Regions from separate parts of the Homo sapiens genome. Here region 2 is linked to region 1. A link is a contact called in ENCODE Hi-C or POLR2A ChIA-PET data. All regions are on one chromosome and are shown on one strand. Each heading gives the region's core, a stretch centred on a gene start or an enhancer-like site at or near the end of the contact. The rest is flanking DNA. Distances are from core to core; before and after follow the strand shown.

What was found. A loop is a pair of places that touch in the nucleus more often than their neighbours do. ChIA-PET counts read pairs that join two places held with the same protein, here RNA polymerase II (POLR2A). Pooled maps may share reads with other maps.
Region 2: a loop to region 1 is called in a map of endothelial cell of umbilical vein, with 5 times the contacts of the local background. The contact joins two enhancer-like sites. A Hi-C loop is called at or near these places in 6 of 168 maps with a recorded cell type or tissue (IMR-90, aorta, ascending aorta and 3 more) and 10 of 50 pooled maps. POLR2A ChIA-PET finds 5 or more read pairs at or near these places in 2 of 52 experiments (MCF 10A and endothelial cell of umbilical vein).

Annotation. Positions count from the first base shown.
Region 1 is chr18:67,261,765-67,267,472 of GRCh38, forward strand. No RefSeq gene overlaps it. Among named protein-coding and RNA genes, the nearest start is that of MIR5011, 180 kb to the left of the region's middle. Within about 2 kb of position 4,052, at least 6 of the 41 ENCODE cell types and tissues checked have a DNase peak (open chromatin) inside an H3K27ac peak, as active enhancers do; they include endothelial cell of umbilical vein and mammary epithelial cell, where a contact is called at or near this core.
Region 2 is chr18:67,358,205-67,364,196 of GRCh38, forward strand. No RefSeq gene overlaps it. Among named protein-coding and RNA genes, the nearest start is that of DSEL-AS1, 160 kb to the right of the region's middle. Within about 2 kb of position 2,092, at least 17 of the 41 ENCODE cell types and tissues checked have a DNase peak (open chromatin) inside an H3K27ac peak, as active enhancers do; they include endothelial cell of umbilical vein and mammary epithelial cell, where a contact is called at or near this core.

The DNA of each region.
Region 1 (5,708 bases), core at 2,802-5,301:
AGCTAGATAACTTTCTACACTCCATTGAATTAAATGTTTCACAATATTTCTCAAAATGTAAAAAGCATTACCAATATCACAAAGTAATTAATAAGATTTAAGGGCTCAGGGAAAAAAAAGATAAAAGGAACTTGATATGCTGAAGATAGAGCAAGGCTAGCATTAGGAAAAGAGAGAAGTTATTTTGTAGTTCCGGGGTTGTCTTATTCAAGCTTGTGTTCCAGCTTAAAAAGCACTTGATTCAGCAGGTTAAACCATTTTTTGGTGCCGCTAATCTGATTTGCTCCTGTGATTTCATTGTTTTTTACAAGTTGCAGCATGCTTCACTTTGCATTTTCACTTTCATAAGATGACTGCTCTGTAACTTTCATTCTCTTTGCCTTCATTACTTGGTATACTTGCTTGAATAGGAAAGATTTCTCCCTTATGTGTAGGCATATACTATTGAATTATTTGACTCATGTTAGAGTGCTGTTCTTATTTATGATAAGTCCCTCAACATAATGTCCTATCTAGAAGCTGTGAATATGTCACCTAAGGGTGATGGAGATCTCCAAATAGTCACTTTCCAGAGCTGTAACTGGCACTTGTTTTAAATTGGTATGATTATGTCTAAGCCATGCAATTTGAAAGAATGGTACGGACACATAGACACTTTCCATTGCTTTTATGCTTTTTTTTCTATCATAGATCCACACATCATTTTTTATGTCTTGAGTGAATATGACAGCTGTGTGATTTCTTTTTCTTTGTGAAGCCAATTAATCTGTCTACACTTCTGGGCTTTTAATTTTTTTTTTTTTTTTTTTTTTTTTGCATATGCCTTTTCTTTCTTTTCTTTTTCTTTTCCTGATCAAGTTGTTTACATTCTCAGAATGTTTGTCTTAGATCTTCATACTTGTCTGATTTTCTAATTACTTAGCCTTTTATCCCAGCTTCCTGTTTAGGGTTTACTAATAATCAGCTCTCTAGACTCAGTCTGTGATTTAGCCTGTTCTCGTCACACATGCACTGAAATTATTTGAGGCACATTCAACAGCACACTTAAAAGAAGCAGACAAAATAATCCCGAAAAAGTCTCAACATTGATTTTGTACTCTGTAAAGGTTTACAAGAGCTTAATGTGAATGTTTGGAAACCTAAGGACATCAGACGACTAATTGTTTCAAGCGATACTTATAAGGAACAGATAAAAACAGACACAAAGAAGGGGATCAGAAGTCATTTGTAAGGATATATGAAATCGACTGATGTGCCATACTGATGTAGATTTCATAGCAACTTGTCTGCAAGACCTCATACTTCATCTCCATGATGAAATTCAGTTACAAAAACTGTTAAAGTGAGACAACTTATATAAGCTTACGGGTAGTGGGCTCAGTAAAGGTAAATGTTGGTGCACTTACCTTTGCCTTACTAATTGGAAAAATCAATTAAATAAAACAACACGTATTCATTTAGTAAAAATTTATTGAGTGTATTTGCTACAAAATACATTTAGGTCAATTTTCAAGGTTGCAGGTAGTATGATTGAAGTTTAACCATGAGAAAAATATACAGTTTACATAGATCAGAATATCAAGGTACTTTTTAAAGATATCATTTTAAGAATAAGAAGTTATTGTATATACAAGGAATATTCCTTGCATGGAATATACGAGGAATATTCCATGCATGGAATATACGAGGAATATTCCTTGCATGGAATATACGAGGAATATTCCTTGCATGGAATATACGAGGAATATTCCTTGCATGGAATATACGAGGAATATTCCTTGCATGGAATATACGAGGAATATTCCATGCATGGAATATACGAGGAATATTCCATGCATGGAATATACGAGGTATATTCCTTGTATGGTATATACGAGGAATAAATATATTTTATAGGAAGTAAAGTATGGAAGGAAAACTATGCTTTACTTCCTATAAAATTTTTGTGAACTATACTATCAAAAAAGTTGTCTAACATGCAGCACCTAAAATAAAACAAAATCATAGTAAAATAGATTACTCAATTAATTTCAGTTGTATCTTATTATTCTTAGATATATCTCATATTTAATATAGAATTTCATAATGACAATGTCTTTAAGATGATATTAATTTTAAAAAATTGATAGATAATTTGACCCAGCAATCCCACTTCTGAATATCTACTCACAGGAAAATAAATCATTATATAATAAAGACACATATGACCTATACTCATATGCTTGTAGTGGCACTATTCACAATAGTGAAGTCATGGATTCATGTCCATCAATGGATAACTGGATAAATCAAATGTGAAATATATACATCATGGAATACTCCGCAGCCACACAAAAGAAGGATATCATGTCCTTTGCTGCAACCTGGATGGAGCTGAAGGCCAATATTCTAAGTGAATTAACTCAGAAACAGAAAATCAAATACCGCATGTTCTCACCTATAAGTGGTAGTTAAACAATAGGTACAAATGGACATACAGATGAAGGTAATGAGGGTTGAAAATTTACCTATTGGGAAAAATATTCACTATTCAGATGATGGGTACAACAGAACCCAAACCTCACCATTATGCGATATATCCGTATAACAACCCTGCACATGTACCCTGAATCTATATATTAGTCTGAATCTATATATTAATAATATTTTAAAGAAATAAAGTAAATATAATTAAAAATAAAAAAGAATATGCATTTCAGAGGATCATTTACTTCTCCGTCATCACACAATGAATTTCTATATAAATTACTGGGCAAACTTAAAACTAAAATGAGCCTCAGAAAACTGTGAAAGTTAAAGAGAATAAGAAAGGCTGGGTAGAGACCTTCAGACCTGGCAGTGGGGAGGTAATCATGCTGTCTCATATCTCCCTCCTTCCTCCCAGTTTCTGTTTGTGCCTATTGGCATTTTTGGGTTGCTGACTTAAATATAAATATCCACAAGTAGCTACTGAACAAAGTGGCTCTAGCATGTGGAGTCCATGACATTAGAGCTCCTGTCTTTTCTATTTATTGCTTCAACTCTCACTCCACCTCCTCAGATGAGAACAGAGCCTGGAGGTGGACAAGATCTCAATTCTTATTACATGGATCCAGAAAATTAGTCGCTATGCGTCAAACCCAAAAATATGGAAAAATAAATCTAACTAAACAGGTTTGGAAATTAAAAGCAACTGGTCTCAAAAATGTGTAATTGGCATAGACATATTTTATTAAGAATTTCATATTTAAAGCATGGTTGGTTATTATATAAAAGTATTAGATTTTATAAAAGTATTATAGAATTTATATCCTTTCTCTCCTCTACTCAAAGCTCTTCCAGGATATCCTTCCGATTGGCAAAGTAAAACCCCAAGCCAAAAGTAACCTATGGCCTATATTTGTATATCTCATGAACTAAAAATGGTTTTTACAGACTAAAAGAAGAAAAAAGAGGAGAAGGAGGAAAAGGAGGATAATTTACAACTTGAATTTACAAATGGAAAGACCATATGTAGCTTCAAGTCCTAAAATGTTTACTAGTCAGCTCTTTACAGAGCTTCTGACCTGCAGCAAGAAAACCCTACAGGTTTGCAGCCCTGCAGCAAGGAAAAAAAATGTTTGTTTAATTGTCACAGGAGAGCTTTCTTGATTCAAGTTAGTGTTTAAGGACTAAACCTCTGGCATCTGGGAATTTGAACTCAATCTACTATTCTAGTGTTAGGGATGATGTGAAGAATTTAAGCCTGTTTCCCTTGTGCAAATGGAGGCAATGTGATTCTATTTTACAGAATCGCTGTTAGAATTAAAGGGCATATTAAAAGTAAAATATTTAGCAAAGTACCTGTGCAAACCCCTCATCTTCTACCACCTGCCCTTCTCACCACACACCACCCAGCACTGTGCATCCACACGTCTCTCTTTCTGTGCAGAAAACACTCTTATGCTTCATGTTGCTGGAAAGGACTACACAGCTCTCCAATTTTGGCTTAAATTACTTTCCCACAGTGTTTATTTTACCTGGCACAGTAATCCTTTCCTTGCAACCTTATCATAATGTGCCAATTGCCCATAGAGGTGGTTCTATTTTACTGCGGTTGCTTCAGGAAATCTAACCACTTGGCTCTTAACTTCCTGTGGTTGGGAAATAATCTTTACATCTCAGACCTCAGTGCTGATCTGACCCAGTGTAAACCCAGCGAGCTGCCAATATGTATTCATATTTTTAATGTTTTGGGGGAAAGCAATAGCCAATTTTAAATCTCCATTTTTCAAAATTATCCTCTCTTTTTACCAGTTGTCACATTTATTCCATCTTCAATGCTAGCTAAAAGCCACAGACTTAGGATATGATAAGCAGCCCTGGAATTCATTCATTCTATCTCTGTTTGTAGAACATTTTCTTCTCGTTTAGTCACTAAGTTGGTATTTGTCCCTATGAGAACATTTTTTTTTCTGAAAATAGAATAAAAATGTCCTAAGCTTAGAAATGTTCATCTTCAGAGCTTCACTGCCTAAGACCTATGAAGCTGTCCAGTTGCGTTATGCACAATTTTTTACTTCACTACTTAGGTAATAAAACACAACGGTGTGAACATTACAGTCTAATAAGGACACACCTTAGCAGTTGTTAAGAATATGAGTGTTAGGTGCCCTAACAACTCTGATTCATCATTATCAGACCATAAAAATTTCCCAGAGTGAATTATTATGGTTATGAAAAATAAGTATAAATGACAAAGAGCATAAAAGTAATATATTTAAATGAAAATTTTTATAAATGAGGCATATTATCATGCATGGATTACACAGTTGAAAGCCCATTAAAGGTTTTGAGAAGAATATTTTATTTAGAAAGTTGGCATGACAGCCACTGAGTTCAAAAGAACAATAAAAAATATGCAGAGGTCAGAACAGCACTGTGTCTTGGGGACTTACTGAGATTTATAGAAAATCAAGATTGTACTATCTGTTAGTGTTCAGAAAACCTTGGGTAATAACTCTCAAGCTTCACTGGGAAAATCCTACAGGGATTGTGGTGAGTATTCTTTCCCTACTGTGCCTCTTTTCTTCTTCAAGGTCTGTTCATGTCTGTTCAGCAAGGTCCCAGACTCCAGAACCCCTAAGTACAGATCCTTCAAGGGTGATAATGAATTCGGGGATCTGCTGAAAAAAGAGCACGTAAGGCACTGATTAAAGAGATATGCTGCTCTGTTTATTGACAGTTAGTATGCAAAGTATTTTGTTAGCATTTTAATTCGATGTTGAGTAAGCAAGGTTTTTTTCTCCTGATGTCCCACCAAGGAAACCATAGAAACTGAGATACACTAAGGTCTTTTTTTCTTTGTGATCAGTTTGCATAACAATGAATCAGCATATAGTTTTAAAGTCAAATAGATTGCAAAATGACAGTTTCACTTACCAACCACATAGCTGATCTATGTTTTCCTGCAGTCTTCCTTTGGAATTAGTGGATAACACTTACTAATATAGCCAACCATTATTTGACTAACAACAATGACAATTTTATATGGTTCAACCTATATTTTTATTGTAGGTAGTAATGGATAGTACAATAATGTCAGATAATCAAATTATAAATTCAACATTGTATAAGTATATTAATCTTTCTCTTAGGTCCCATTTCTAAATGTACTGATATTAATATAGGAGCTGATTTTTCCCTCATGAACAATGAAGAAGAAAAATTATAACTCAAAGCACAAAATA
Region 2 (5,992 bases), core at 842-3,341, 94 kb after region 1:
GGGAGAACCTGGCCGGATACGGTGACTCACGCCTGTAATCCCAGGATTCTGGGAGGCCGAGGTGGGTTGATCACGAGGTCAGGAGAGCCAGACCATCCTGGCCAACATGGTGAAACCCCTACTAAAAATACAAACATTAACCAGGTGAAGTTGCACAGGCCTGTAGTACCAGCTGCTCAGGAGGCTGAGGCAGGAGAATCGCTTGAACCTGGGAGGCAGAGGTTGCAGTGAGCTGAGATTGCACCACTACACTCCAGCCTGGGTGAGAGAGATTCTGTCTCAAAAAAAAAAAAAAAAAAAAAAAGGAAAGGAAAAGAAAAGAAAAACCCACTTTCTGGGAAGGCATTAGAAATTTGCATAAATAACAGGGAACTGAATGTTAATCACCAAGACAATGGAAAAAATTTATCCAGAGCATGTCAGAGACCTTCATAGCAGCCTCTCCCATCACAGCCCTGGGGGCCTAGGAGAGAAAAATGGTTTACTGGGCCAGGCCCAGGTCCTGCCTGTTCTGTGCAGCCTTGGGACATGGTGCCCTGTATCCCAGCTGCTTCAGCTCCAGTCATGGCTAAAAGGGGCCAAGGTAGGGCTCTAGCCATTGTTTCAGAGAGCACAAGGCCAAAACCTTGGCAGCTTACACGTGGCCTTGGGCCTGTGGGTGCGCAGAAGTCAAGAATTGAGCTTTGGGAATCTCTGCCTAGGTTTCAGAGGATTTGTAGGCGGAAGTTTGCTGCAGGGGTGGTGCCCTCATGGAGAATGTCTGCTAGGACAGTGCAGAGGGGAAATGGGGGGTTGAAGCCCCCACACAGAGTCTCCACTGGGGCACTGCCTGGTGGAGCTGTGAGAAGAGGGCCACTGTCCTCCAGACCCCAGAATGGTAGATCTACCAACAGCTTGCGGCATGCACCTGGAAAAGCCAAGGACGCCTCATGCCAGCCCTTGAAAGCAGCCAGGGGCGGGGCTCTACCCTGCAAAGTCACGGGGTGGAGCTGCTCAAAACCATGGGAGCCCGCCTCTTGCATCAGCGTTGCGTAGGTGTGAGACATGGAGTCAAAGAAGATCATTTCGGGACTTTAATGTTAAATGACTGCCTTATTGGATTTTGGACTTGTATGGGGCCTGTAGCCCTTTATTTTGGCCAATTTATCCCATTTGGAATGGATGTATTTACCCAATTCCTGTACCGCCATTGTATTTAGTAACAAACTTGCTTTTGATTTTACAGGATCATAGGCAGAAGGGACTTGCCTTGTCTCAGATGAGAATTTAGACTGTGGAGTTTTGAGTTAATGCTGGAATGAGTTAAGATTTTGGGGGATTGTTGGAAATGCATAACTGTGTTTGGAAATGTGAGGACATGAGATTTTGGAGCGGTCAGGGGCAGAATGATATGGTTTGGGTCTTTGTCCCCACCCAAATCTCATCTTGATTTGTAATCCCGGTGTGTCAAGGGCAGGAGTTGGTGGAGGTAATTGGATTATGAGGGCAATTTCCCTCGTGCTGTTCTTGTGATAGTGAAATGCCAGCATCAAAGATCTGATGGTTTTATAAGCATCTGACATTTCCCCTCTTGCATTCTTTCTCTCTCCAGCTGCCCTGTGAAGAGGTACCTTCCACTGTAATTGTAATTTTCCTGAGGCTTCCCCAGCAATGTGGAATTGTGAGTCAATTAAACCTCCTTCCTTTATAAATTACCCAGTCTTGGGTATTTCTTTATAACAATGTGAGAATGGACTAATACAGTGGGACTTGCCTTTTCTTACATATCTAGTTTGGTTTGCTATAATAAATATATGAATAATGCTTTAGGAATAGCATCCGACTTATATTGTTACATTAACATGTATTCATGAGGACACTTTGTGGAGTTCCTAATTTACCCCTCAGTCTTTGCTGCTGGAACTCACTGCTGCCCTTAGATTATGTGTACACTCTCTGCTTCCTCTTGTTATCACTCATCAGTTTACTTAAGGTAATAATATTTTTTACTTCATAATCTGTGTCTTAAAGAGAAAGCTGTTAGCCTGTCCTAAATATTGAGACTTGATCAGGCTCTAAGATTACTGTCTGACTCAGGGCCATACCTCTGTGTGTCTGTTCAGAAAATGACTCATGGAATCAGTCTGGAAGCCGGCGAGGTCACATGGTTTTGAAAATGAGAAAATATTCCACGCTGACTCATTTAGGTCATGATAGAATTTTCTTTCTCCGTGTGATTGAAGAGCTACCGAACAGCTGTGGAAGAATACAGCCAATGTCCTGAATAGTATACGGCACCCACAGAGGGAAAAAATAGTTTATACCTGAAAACCTTGTCCTGAAAATTGGAGTGGTCTTTGGGAATTCCCAAGGCATAGAAATAACTAGAAACAAGTTGTTCAATGAGTAAACCTTTCACAGTGTTTATGAAAGTGTGGTCAGGATTTTATTCTCCCGAGGGAGGAAATGTTTCTTCCATCTTGCAGAAACAGCACTTTCAGATAATTTATGTGGCCACCACTTAGAGGAAGCAGACAATACATTTAGAGGCTGAGAATTAAGGAGATGAGGATATTTAGAAGTACTTCAAGAAGAAAACAAAAATTGGAAAAGGAATGATGAGTCTTTTGAAGTTTATTTGCAATGTATCTGTTTATTTTAATTTTCCCCCTTAAGAATAAGAATTTGTTGCAAAAAGGCTACTAATAAATGTGAAACTGAAGAAATAGAGCATACTTCTGAAAACTCACAGATCATGGTTTGAAGAAAACTCTGTGGAAAGTGAAATAAAAAACCAGGATCAATCCTCAGATCAAGAACAATACAGGACAATTCCTTGTCCCCAAATTCACCATAAGAGACACAAATAAAAATTTTAGTGTTAGAAATTCAATTTCAAGTTCAATTTGTTATTCAAAATATTATGTATATTTAAATAAAATCCTTCTATATACAATATAACAACAGTTCATTTAACGCTAGTGCATTCATTACATTTCAGTGTTCAGTGTGAATAGTGCATGTGATGTGAAAATTCTTGTGTTTAAATTCTGGTGAATATGAATGAGGGTAACTTTAGAGCTGGGAAACCAGAAAAGACATTTAAAAATAGGTCTTCAATAAAACTTTTCCCTAAGTTTTACAAATTCCATTTCAATGTTAACTGAACAGGAGACTATTTTTTTATTACTTTTTAATGTTCCTTTATTGGCAAATGTCATTTACAGTGAGAAAATCCAATATTTGCCATATAAGAGAGAGATTTTCCATTGATAGTAGAATTCTTTGAAAAGGTCAAGACTGCACTATTAGTACACTTTTCTTTCCAATGATGTTACACATTTCATCAGCCACCTGAAAGTTAATCCTTGTGATTATCTTTCAATTCCTTGTTACCACAACTTTTCCTTTATATATTATTCCATTTTTATTTTTTGGTGATTTTAATATTATCTCTCTTTCATGAGTATATCTTTCTGTATATTAAAGGAAAGACATGGCTTTCAAATTTCTCAAAATTTTATGTCTAAATTATTTATACCACGTGTGTCAAAACTCCAATACTAATTATGTCTATAATATGACAGTGTACACAGTAGACTTTATTTATATGCCATCATATATTTATAAGTAAGACAAAGTCAAAAGTCGTATTTGATAATGGTTTTAAATACTTTGATAAATTACATATGCATAAATAAATTACTCTGCATACTCTAAATTCCGGGGTAATCGTTTGTTTATTTGTTTGTTTTTACTAGATCTGTTCTATTCAGGAAACAGAAGATAATTAAAAAAAATAAGTCCACACTTGTAATGACTAAAGAGTCAAAAATAGTTGATTAAATAATTGTCTTAAGAGCAGTCGTATTTTCTTTTAATCACTCTAAACTACCTATGTCATAATTTGTTTTAAAAAACTTTTTTGCTTTTTTCTTAAAAATATTGAGAAGTAGAACACAGCATTATTCAAATCTGGGAAAATTTGTAATCACTGTTGAATTCTTATATATAAACTATGGTGAAAATAACAGAATATTAATAAAGTTTAAGGTTTTAAAATAACTAACTACAAAAATTGTCATCCATGTTGTTATGAAATTCTTTTTGTCAGACCTACTCTGAAAAATTGAAAAAAAATTCGTAGACACAAAAAGCAAGTTTATAGTTAAATTCATCCAATATAGCCTATCTAATATACTAATATAGATAATCTAACTGCTTTTAAAATATAAGAATTATTTTATAAGTCTTTTGGAAAGAAGGTATTTATTTAGAGCCTCTGCCTCCCTTTAATTAATCAAAAATTGAAGAATCCTCTTTTGATATGAAGTATGGTAAAGACAAAAATATTTATTTATATAAGCTAATTTTTAAAATTCTGTTCTTACATTTAGCATATTTTTTTGGCTGTTGAGTAAGACAATAGCCAAAATTCATAATTTGTAAACTTTCTTTTTAAAAATATTTCAAAATAGGTTTAATAATTTTCTTTCTTAATTTATCTGTGTGAAACTACCAACGAAAAGGTGATGAATTCAAGTCAGAAAAATTTTATCAATTGGAGATCCTACTAAAAATTGCAAGAAGTGATTATAATCGATGTCTACTATAGGAAATTTGAGACATTTCTTTCATTATGACTTAGGGTTTCTCCAAAAGAAAATTCCAGATATGGACATGGGTACAATTCGGATATTTGGGATGTGATCCCTGAATGCAGCAAGCGGAGAGGTGGGAGAGTGTGACAGAGCAGAAGGGACCCACACACAGTAGTTATTTAGCTGGTAATCACTGAGCCACTGCAGCTCACTGTAACAAATGTTCTTCCAAATGAACCTCTGAATTGGTTTCCACAGCACAGAAGGCTGCAAATTTATCCATGTCATCTTGTCCCTCGCTGGTTGAGGTTAACCTCAAGGATATTAACTGTCTCTATTTAATAACTGTTGAAAAAGCTACTTGTACATCAGAGAAAACTGTGTGACAGAAAACCCAAGTGATCCAGAAAGTAGCAATGTGGGAGGCAGCCTGTGTGTGCAAGGAAGGTCCCCTCCAGCTGTCCTGAAGTCCAAGCTGACCCACAGGATATAGAACTGGCACAAAAGGAGTCTGTTACAGTTAAAATTGGGCTTAACATAATGAAAAGATTACTCAGAAAAAAAAAATGTCGGTTTTTATACCTTGGGAATATTTTTTTAAAATAATTCCTTATTAAAAATGCATACTTTCTACATAACTTATATACTTATATTTTACTTTTAAAGTTGTGCAATATATGTTGTGAGCTTTAGAGTGTTTTTTTTATTTTAATGGTTGCCCTTAATTTCTTAGCATCAATTCTTCATCATGGATTTTTTTTTTCCAAATCCAAAACTTATCTTCTGATGGTAACAAGAATTTTATCATGTGATTACCCATTACATACTGCTTCTTTATTTGTTATAATTGGAAAGTTTAATTTTATATTTTCAATAGTTACTATGATCAAACTAATCATTTCTTCTTGTGTTAAAAAAATGCCCTAAAACATAGCAGCTTCAAACATTTATTATATCAGTTTCTGTGAGTCAAGAATGCACATGTGGCTTAGCTGGGTGTCTCTGGCTCAAGAACTTGCAAGCTGCTGTTCATGGCTGTGGCTTCACCTGAAGTCTCAACTGAAACTCATCTGCTTCCAAGCTCACTCACATGTCTCTTGGCAGGCCCTAGTCCCTTGACACATGGGCTGTCCATAGGGTGCCTTAAAATATAGCAGCTGGCTTTCTCCAGGGTGAGATCCAATGGAGAACAAGAGAGAGAAGGTGTCTAAGTCAGCAGCCACAGCTGTGTTTGCGAGCTAATCTCTAAAGTGACATTCCATCGCTTCTATCATATTCTCGTAGAAGTAACAGTTCAGCCCACACTCAAGGGAAGGGAATAACAATAATGTAAAAATACTAAGAAGAGTGGATTACTGTGGGCCATGATAGAGGCTGGCTACCAATAATTGTAACTTCATATCAGTCAAATT